Regions from separate parts of the Homo sapiens genome. Here region 1 is linked to region 2. A link is an interaction called in ENCODE POLR2A ChIA-PET data of the cell type or tissue named here. Cell type or tissue: B cell. All regions are shown on one strand.

Region 1 (5,000 bases), 200 kb after region 2:
GGGTCAGGCCCGCGCGGCCTGCTGGAGGACCTTGGGGTCTTTGAAGCCTGGGGGAGAGTTCAGAGCGGCAGAACAGCGCAGGGCTGGCTGGGTGCCAGGCGCTCCCGGGTTCACCTGCAGTTTAATAAGCTCGAGGTGAGCTGGGGGGACGGGTGGAGGGGGGAGGTTAGGGCTGGAGGGGGACGACTTGCCGGGGCTAGCCAGGGCAGGGAGGCACTCAGCATGGGGAGGGAGTGGGACAGTGGCTGGGCACTTTCCCTTGGCCTCAGGACACTGGCCTACCTCTGTGGCTTCCGCTCCCCAGCTCCCTATCAACGCCCCTCATTGCCACACCTCACACCTCATTTCTACCTCTACTTCTACCTTCTACCTTCTACTTCTCAGAAGGGACTCTGTGCTTCTGGAAATAAATCTGCCAATCCTCTCCTCCACTGGCCACCACTGCACCCCTGACTCCACCTGCAGGTTCATCCTCCTGGGGGGCAGTCATTTCCCAGTCCATCTTGGCCCATCTTCTGGAGGACTAGCTAAATTGGAATCCCATGAAGCCACTCACGGTGTCAACCAGCCCCTGGTCTACTTCCTTCCACCAGGAATCTCCTTTCTTTCCAAGTTATGGATGTCCATTGTGTGGGGTCAGGTGACCTCCGTTTCCTCCAAGTGGAATATCTGGGTGCTGACCCCTTTTCTGACCCATGTTATCAATGGGTTAGGATCCTCTTAAGTGTGGATTCTGCCATGTTTAAACTTCAGACACTGATTGGGTTGGGGTCCCAGGTCCCTTGGGCCTTCTTTAATGCTGTTACTATCACCTAATTGTCCTGACACCTTCTCTGTAATGAGCTGGGCTGGAGGGATGGGGTTTTGATAAAGGGAGGGAGAAGAGGGCTTGAGCATCTGAAGTGGACAAGCCTGAAAAGGTGAGGCATGCAATAGGGCTTTGCCCAGCCAAGGAGAGGGGATGAGGGGGTGCTGGAGCCTAGGCCATGGGGGACAGGGACAGGGGCCTCCCGTGGGAATAGAGAGGGTCAGAAAAAGCTGTGGGAGGGCACCAAGCCCATGCTAGCTGCTTCACCTAGTCCAGGAGCAGTAATGACCTTAGTGCCAATGGCACTGGTAGCCCCAGCTTTTTGTGCTAAGAACCTAGATGGTTGGTTCCTGGGCTGGGTACTGGGCAGAACATCTGGTAGAGGGGAGTGGATCACTGTGAGGTACAGAGAACCCCTTCTCTCACTGTGGACATGAGGACAGGAGGGAAATTTGAGGAGGGGGCTGCTGGGAGCTGGGCTCAGCACTGGAGTAAGAGAGGAGGAGAGGTCAGGGAGAGGCTTGATGGAGGGAAATGTGGTAGATTCACACAGCAAGCCCTGGGAACTCCCACACAGTTTAGGTACTGTCTTCCCTAAGGCCCAGACCCATCTGGAATAGATGGAAAGAGAGGGCATGAGGCCCTGCAGCCATGCTCTCAGCCCAGGGGAAGCCAGTAGTGTGGGTTTCCAGGCTCTGCTCTCCACAGCCCCGGCCCATTTTTCTCCCACCTCCTTTTTACATTTATCCTCTTGGTTTTATGCCTAGGCCTCCAGGGATTGGGGTGGTGCTCAGATGGGGAAACCAAGGCATGGGCACTCATATCCCAGGATCACCTAAGGTTCAATTATTCTAACGATACCCAATTAATTAGCCAACACATACTAAGCACCTGCTGTGTGTTAGGCACTGCTCTACAGCATTTTATCCATGCTTTAGGACCCTCAAACAGTCCCCATGTGGTAGGTCCTATTATTATTATTGTACAAATGAAGCTAAGAGAAGCTGGGGAACTTGCCATTAGTCACACAGCTTAAAAGTGAGCCATAGATCTAGGAGTCAAATGCAGGCCAGCTGACTTTAAAGTTTGCACCCAATCCCCTTCTATACTATCTCCCAAGTTGGAAGGCCAACACTAAGTCCCGCTGTGTACCCAGAGAGGTGAGCTGGTGCAATGGGGGAGCATGCCAAGAAGTGAAACTGATATGCATACGTGCACGCACACACACACACACACCAAACACCTACTCCTGTTTTTGCATATGTGTGGCTCCATTCAGTGTCATGCCTAAGTGTTCCCACATGCACACTAGTCTCTCTCTCTCTGCCCAGGCACATGAGCAATGCACAGATTATTTGCATGGAGAGAATGGAGACCAGACCTCTCCCCTTCCCTCCCTCTTTGACTTGAATGGGTAGGGCTCAAGCTTCTGTAACCCCTTCTAGTTCCCATTGGCTCCTGAATCCTCTCTCCTCCACCCTCCCCTACCCTCCAAACCTCCTCCCCCAGCCCCTTCCCAGCCGTTGGCTGCTGTGGCCTGTAGCAGCAGCTGACTCCACTTAGATGCTGGCAGTCCCTGTCCCAGATCAAAGGCAGGGCGGCTAATTGTGTGTCTTAACGAGCCGCCCCCCACCCACCCCCCCACCGCTGCCTCCCTGCTCCGGGCAGCCCAGCTGGCCATGGCCCCACCCGCTCCCCCTCCAGCTGGCCAGATGGCACAGTGCCTGTGTCTGCCCCAGACAGCTGGGGCCAGAACCGAAACTGGGGCCCTGAACAGGAGCTGGGTGCAGACCCAGTGGGCTGGGCTTCTATGAGGCCTGGATACTTGCAGCAGAGGGTGGCCACACAGGCCCTGCCTTGTCACCTCTGCACGTGGCTATGACAGCTGTCAGAGGCCACAGGGTGGTGTAGGGAAGGTGTCTTTAGCTGCATGGGGTAGGGGTGTTCTCTGCCGCGGTGGGGTACGTTTCTCCAGTTTCCCCAGGCTTACCCTTAAATGTGACAGGGCCTAGAAGATGGTGGTTGGCACTGTACACATCCCTGGACCAGCCTCATCCTCTTTCCTGGTGCCATGCACAGACAAGTCGATAGGAACTAGAAACTGAGCTACCTGGGTTTCTTTCGCAGCAGCAGGACTCCCTTTGAGTCACATGTCCTACAATAGAAAGATGCCAGACCTGGGAGCTGGGAGAGCTGGGTCTGGATGCAGCTCCATAACTTCTGTGACCTGTGTTTTCTCCTTTTGCATAATGTGTATGTGTTTGGTAGTGGTGGCAGTGTGTGTGTGTGGGTGATTTCTGAGACCTGGGCTGCCTCTGGAGGTCTGAGTATTGCCATTGTGTCCTAGGAGCAGGCTGATGACTCCCCGGCAATAAGAGAAATGCTCAAAGTTCCACAGATAAAAGGCAAGGGATAAATGCAGGATGTGCTTCCCAGGAGCTTGGTTCCATCCTCCTTCCCCTTAGGTTCCACTTCCCCAGGGCAGTTTCTACTCCTCTGCAGCTCCTGCTAATTCCCAGCATCCCCATAGAAGGTTCCAGCCCCATCCCCAGCCCCTCTTCTCTGCTCATAGCTGAGCTCCTTATGCAAAAATGTACTGAGATGCCATGAGATGGAAAGAGAGAGGGACAGTCTGCTTCATAGGCATCTGGTGGCCCAAGTGACCTATTCTAAAGTGGGTCATGAGCTGCTGGGCTTTGTCCCTGATCAGGGTGAAACAAAAAACAATGGCCCAAAAAATGCAGCAGGAGTGAGTGAGGTCAGATAGCAGAAAGAACTTCTCAATAATAGCTAATGTTTGAGTAATACTTCCTCGATTAGTAAGGCACTATTCTAAGCACTTTAAATTTACCAGTTCATTTAATTCTTGGAACAACAATGAGGCAGATAATAGCTCTATTTTATAGGTAAGGAAACTGAGGCACAGGGAGGTTAAGTCACTTGGCCAAGGTCACATAGCTATTAGCAGCTAGTAAGTGGAAGAGCCAAGATTTGAAGTAAACTGGTTTCAGGAATTAGTTCTTAACTACTAAACAGCTTGTTCTGTTTCTTTCTGTTATTTTTTGTTTGTTGGTTGTTTTTGGTTTTGGTTTTTTTGTTTGTTTTGGCAGGAAGGGGAGGACAGGGCTCTGTGATGCAGTGGGTGAGGATTAAGGTGGGATTGGCCCAGGCCTCTGGCTTCTCTTGCTGCCTGCCCCCTCTCTGGTGTGCGGAGGCTGGTTGGAGACTTGTACCAGAACTTGTTCCTAGCTGGTCCATTCTCAGATGCAGAATAAGCAAAAGATAGCTTGCATGTCTGAGAATGGGACCCTCCTTTGCAAGTAGGCCTCCCCCTGCCACAGGTCCAGGTGTTCCCAGAGAATGGCTCAGGTTGGAGCACCAAGAAGGAAGGCAGTGTGGACAAGCCAGTGGCCAGGCCGGCCTAGCCGCGGCCCCCAAGAGTGGCTTGGTCAGGGAAAATCTGTGCCTCCTGAACATCTGGTGGAAGGTATCTGCCTCAGCTTGCCCTTCCTTCTCCATGTTCAACACTACTACATGCCAGACCCCATGCAGGACCCTGGGCTTCCCTCTAGCGTACCTCCAACAGCCTCTGCAGCTGACCTGGGTGGGTCACAGGCAAGGTGGCTGGGTAGCGCCCATTTCTGAGTGGCTTTCAGGGATGTCCTGTGGACAAGCAAGGGGAAGCTCTGGTGACCCATTTCTTTGCCTCTGGAGTCTGGTCATTAGGGAGGATCCTATGCTGTGCCTAAGATGGGCACGCACCCAGCAGGCTATCTTGGGGCAGGGAGCATTAGGAGCTGACCGTCTCCTCTTACTTACTCTGCTGCCCACTGACATCTCCTAAGGCCTGGAATTTCATCATTGACAATTTATTCTCTTTTTTTCCAAAATTGTGTACATTTTATTTTATGAAATATCATTTTATTTATTTATTTATTTATTTCAATAGGTTTCTGGGGAACAGATGGTGTTTGGTTACATGAATAAGTTCTTTCGTGGTGATTTCTGAGATTTTGGTGCACCCATCACCCAAGCAGTGTACACTGCACCCAATGTGTAGTCTTTGATCTGTCACCTCACACCCAACCTTTCCCCAAGTCCCCAAAGTCCATTGTGTCATTCTTATGCCTTTGCATCCTCATGGCTTAGCTTCCACTTATAAGTGAGAACATACGATGTTTGGTTTTCCATT
Region 2 (5,000 bases):
GGTTTCACCATGTTGGCTAGGCTGGTCTCAAACTCCTGACCTTAGGTGATCTGCCTGCCTCGGCCTCCCAAAGTGCTGGGATTACAAGCTGGAGCCACCACACCCAGCCTATAACAACACTTTTACCCCAAATTCATCAGTTGTAAAACTTTTGTCTCATTTGCTTTACCATCCTCTCTCTCTCTCTCCCCCTATGGACATAGCATCTTTCTGAATCATTTTAGGGTAAGTTGTACACATGCCCCTTTACCCCTAAATACTTTAGCGCATATTTCCTAAAACAAGATCCTTCACTTACACTAACACAGTACAATTATGAAAGTCAGAAATTTAACATTGATATAATACTGTTATAATAGATTAATTAAACTAATCTGTAATCCTTATTCAAATTTTGCTAATTGCTTCAGTAATGTGCGTTATGAAAATTTTTTTTCTGCTCCATGATCCAATCCAGTATCACACCTTGCTTTATTTATTTATTTATTTATTTATTGAGCAGGGTCTTACTCTGTTGCCAGGGTGGAGTGCAATGATGTGATCTCGGCTCACTGTAACCTCCGACTCCTGAGCTCAAGCAATCCTCCTGCCTCAGCCTTCTGAGTAGCTGGGACTACAGGCACCTGCCACCATGCCTGGCTAATTTTTGTGTTTTTTTAGAGAGAAGGTTTCGCCATCTTGTCCAGGTTGGTCTTGAACTCCTGGACTCAAGTGGTCTGCCCGCGTCAGCCTCACAAAGTGCTGGGATTACAGTGAGCCACTGTGCCCAGCCCACACATTGCATTTAGTTGTTATGCCTCCTTAGTCTCCTTTAATCTGGAACAGTTCTTGTCTTTCTTTGTATTTTATGACTGATAGTTTTGAGGTACACGTCAGTTATTTTGTAGAATGTTCCTCAAATTGATTATTTCCTAATGAATAGATTCAGGTTGTATATATTTTTGGTAGGAATACTACATAAGTGATACATCCTCAGTACCTTAATCTTTTTATTTATTTATTTGAGACAGTGTCTTATTCTATCACCTGGACAACAGGGTGGACTATAGTGGTGCAATCATGGCTCACTGCAGCCTTGAACTCATGGGGTAAGCAATTCTTTCATCTCAGCCTCCTGAGTAGCTGAGACTACAGGTGTATGGCACCATGCCCAGCTATTTTTTTTTTTTTTTTTTAAGATGGAGTCTTGCTCTGTTGCCTGGGCTGGAGTGCAGTGGCACGATCTTGGCTCACTGCAACCGCCGCCTCCCAGGTTCAAGCGATTATCCTGCCTCAGCCTTCTGAGTAGCTGGGGTTACAGGTGCCTGTCACCATGCCCAGCTAATTTTTGTATTTTTAGTAGAGACAGGGTTTCACCATGTTGTTCAGGCTGGTCTCGAACTCCTGACCTTGTGATCTGCCCGCCTCGGCCTCTTGAAGTGCTGGGATTACAGGCATGAGCCACTGCACCAGGCCTATTTTTATTTATTTATTTATTATTATTATACTTTAAGTTTTAGGGTACATGTGCACAATGTGCAGGTTAGTTACATATGTATACATGTGCCATGCTGGTGCGCAGCACCCACTAACTCGTCATCTAGCATTAGGTATATCTCCCAGTGCTATCCCTCCCCCTTCCCCCACCCCACAACAGTCCCCAGAGTGTGATGTTCCCCTTCCTGTGTCCATGTGTTCTCATTGTTCAATTCCCACCTATGAGTGAGAATATGTGGTGTTTGGTTTTTTGTTCTTGTGATAGTTTACTGAGAATGATGATTTCCAATTTCATCCACGTCCCTACAAAGGACATGAACTCATCATTTTTTATGGCTGCATAGTATTCCATGGTGTATATGTGCCACTTTTTTTTTTTTTTTTTTAAAGAGACAGAGCCTTACTATATTGCCCAGGCTGGTCTTGAGCTCCTGGCCTCAAGCAGTCCTCCTACCTCGACCTCCCAAAATGCTGGGATTACAGGTATGAGCTAATGTGCCCAGCCTCACGATCTTTTTTTTTTTTTTTTTTTTTTGAGACAGAGTTTCACTCTTGTTGCCCAGGCTGGAGTGCAATGGCACGATCTCAGCTCACCGCCACCTCCACCTCCTGGATTCAAGCGATTATCCTGCCTCTGCCTCCCGAGTAGCTGGGATTACAGGCATCTGCCACCACACCCGGCTAATTTTGTATTTTTAGTAGAGATGGGTGGGGTTTCTCCATGTTGGTCAGGCTGGTCTTGAACTCCCGACCTCAGGTGATCTGCCTGCCTCAGCCTCCCAAAGTGCTGGGATTATAGGCGTGAGCTACTGCGCCTGGCCTTTTTTTTTTTTTTTTTTTTTTTTGAGACAGAGTCTCACTCTGTCACCCAGGCTGGAGTGCAGTGGTGACATCTCGGCTCACTGCAAACTCTGTCTCCCGGGTTCAAACAATTCTCCTGTGTCAGCCTCCTGAGTAGCTGGGATTACAGGCATGTGCCACCACACCCAGCTAATTTTTGTATTTTCATAGAGAGGGGGGTTTCACCACATTGGCCAGGCTGGTCTTGAACTCCTGAGCTCAGGTGATCTGCCAGCCTCGGCCTCCCAAAGTGGTGGGATTACAGGTGTGAGCCACGCACCCGGCATTCACAATCTTTTTAATAACCTCATCGTATTTTCTAATATGGATGGACCCTGGTTTATTATTCCCTTAGTGACTGACTTTATGATCTTTTCCTTTTTAAAATTATTACAAACCATGCTGCAGCGGACGTCTTTCTAGGTATCTCTTTATGCACACATGCCGGTGTTCTCCAAGAGACTCTTCCAGACCCCTCACAGACTGCCAGCTGTACCTTTTTTAGCAGGTGACTGAAGATATACATCTGTGCTAAAGGGGTCACTGGCTCCTTGCAGTTACTTCATGATTCCCCATGGTTTCTACTGGTTGGGATCTACTACCTTAGACTTACACACTACTCCTGACCCCTTTCACTCCCCTCTGCCTCAGGAGCCAGACAGTGACAATGAGTGGCAGCACCTGCTAGAGACCACTGAGCCTGTGCCTATTCAACTGAAGGCTCCTCTCACCTTGCTGTGTAATCCTGACTTCTGCCAGCGCATCCAGAGTCAGCTGCATGAAGCTGGAGGGCAGGTAATGGGGAGAAAGACACTGTGGATGGGATCAAGACTGTTTTCACAGATGGAGCATTGAAATACACTGACTTCAGGAGAAAGAGAAAGTTTGTCCTTTTCCAGTTCTTCAGTCTATCTGCTTAGTTTGAGGAGGTTTACCAACCTCCTTTAGTAACACAGAAAGAGCAGCCCTCAGGTTTCTTTTTCTGAAGGGAAAAATGCCTACTAGAATAGGGATCAAACTTTTTTGATGATAAATATTTTAGGCATTGTGAGCCACCAGGCAAAAATGGAGGATATTATGTTAAGTACTTACATAATGAGGGAAAACACATTTTCACTAATTTTTTATTGATGAAATTAAAAATATAAATGTAACAATTAAATATACAATATTTTGTACTACAGGTACACTAGTGAGAAGAATGAGGTTATTTTGCGGGGGAGAGGAATGACATTTTGCTTAATTAGCATTCAAAGTTAGTGTAAAGTTAGTGTTCCCTCCTACAAAACCTTACTTTGCTCCTCTGAAACACAGTGCTTTTCCTTCCTGGGTACTCGCCAAACTGTGTTGCTTATATCACTTTATTCAGGTATAATTTATGTATAAGATTTACACTTTTTTGATGAATGATAAATGATTTTTAGTAAATTTGCTAATTTAAAAACTGTTAACCATAGTTCAGTTTTAGAACATTTTCATCACCCCAGTAAAATCCCTCATACCCATTTACGGTTTTTTTTTTGAGACGGAATCTCACTCTGTCACCCAGGCTGGAGTGTAGTGGTGTGATCTCGGCTCACTGCAACCTCTGCCCCGCGCAGGTTTAAGCAATTCTCTGCCTCAGCCTCTGGAGTGACTGGGATTACAGGCTCGTGCCACCACGCCCGGTTAATTTTTTTGTATTTTTAGTAGAGATGGTGTTTCACCATCTTAGCCAGGCTGGTCTTGAACTCCTGACCTTGTGATCCGCCCGCCTCAGCCTCCCAAAGTGCTGGGATTACAGGCGTGAACCACCGTGCCCAGCCTTTTTAAAATTTATTTATTTATTTATTTTTAATTTTTGAGATGGGGTCTCACTCTGTCATCTAGGCTGGAGTGTTGTAGCACAATCTTGGGTCACTGCAGCCTCTGCCTCCCTGGTTCAAGGGATTCTCATGTCTCAGCATCTCAAGTAGCTTGGATTACAGGCGTGCACCACCATGCTTAGCTAATTTTTTGTATTTTTTGTAGAGATAGGGTTTTACCATGTTGCCCAGGCTGGTCTGGAACTCCTGGGCTCAAGTGGGCTCAAGTAATCCTCCCACCTTGGCCTCCCAAAGTGCTAGGATTATAGGTATGAGCTACTGCCCCCAGCCCCCATTTACAGTTAATCATTATTCCCCTTTTTATAGCTGGTTAGTATTCCGTTATATGGATATATCACATTTTGTTTATCCACTCACTAGTTGATTAGATATTGATGTATTGGGTTGTTTCCACTTTTTAGCTTTTATGAATAATGCTGCTATGAACATTCACAAGCAAGTCTATGTATGGATAAATGTTTTTATTTCCCTTGGGTAACTACGTAGGAGTAGAATTGCTGGTCATATGGTAAATTTATATTTAACATTTTAAGAAACTGCTGAACTATTTTCCAAAGTGGCTGTACCATTTTACATTCCCACCAGTATTATATGAGGGTCCTTGTTTCTTCACATCCTTGTCAACACTTGTTATTGTCTAACTTTTTTACTATAGCCATTCTAGTAAGTGTGAGATAGTATCTCATTGTTATTTTAATTTACATTCCACTAATGATGAATGTTGAACATCTTTTCATGGCTTATTCACCATTTGTATATCTTCTTTGGTGAAATATCTCAAATCTTCTGCTCAGTTTTTAATTTGGTTGTTTGCGTTAT

What was found. ChIA-PET counts read pairs that join two places held together with the same protein. Peaks named below come from ENCODE experiments on the same cell type or tissue, not always from the same donor. Only the 100,000 strongest peaks of a DNase experiment are listed, where the experiment ranks them.
Region 1: POLR2A ChIA-PET joins it to region 2 with 6 read pairs; 5 of 35 experiments call an interaction of 5 or more read pairs at or near these places.

What each region holds. Positions count from the first base shown.
Region 1 is chr2:218,884,189-218,889,188 of GRCh38, forward strand. The region is part of intron 2 of WNT10A (Wnt family member 10A); the gene reads left to right. Among named protein-coding and RNA genes, the nearest start is that of WNT10A, 5.8 kb to the left of the region's middle. RefSeq lists silencers at 2,425-2,484, 2,595-2,714. In B cell, no CTCF peak of the experiment used is centred here; a DNase peak (open chromatin) is centred at 2,073; H3K27ac peaks cover 75 bases.
Region 2 is chr2:218,682,118-218,687,117 of GRCh38, forward strand. STK36 (serine/threonine kinase 36) reads left to right here. Exons shown (of 27, transcript NM_015690.5): 11 at 2,968-3,111. Among named protein-coding and RNA genes, the nearest start is that of STK36, 13 kb to the left of the region's middle. In B cell, no CTCF peak of the experiment used is centred here; no DNase peak of the experiment used is centred here.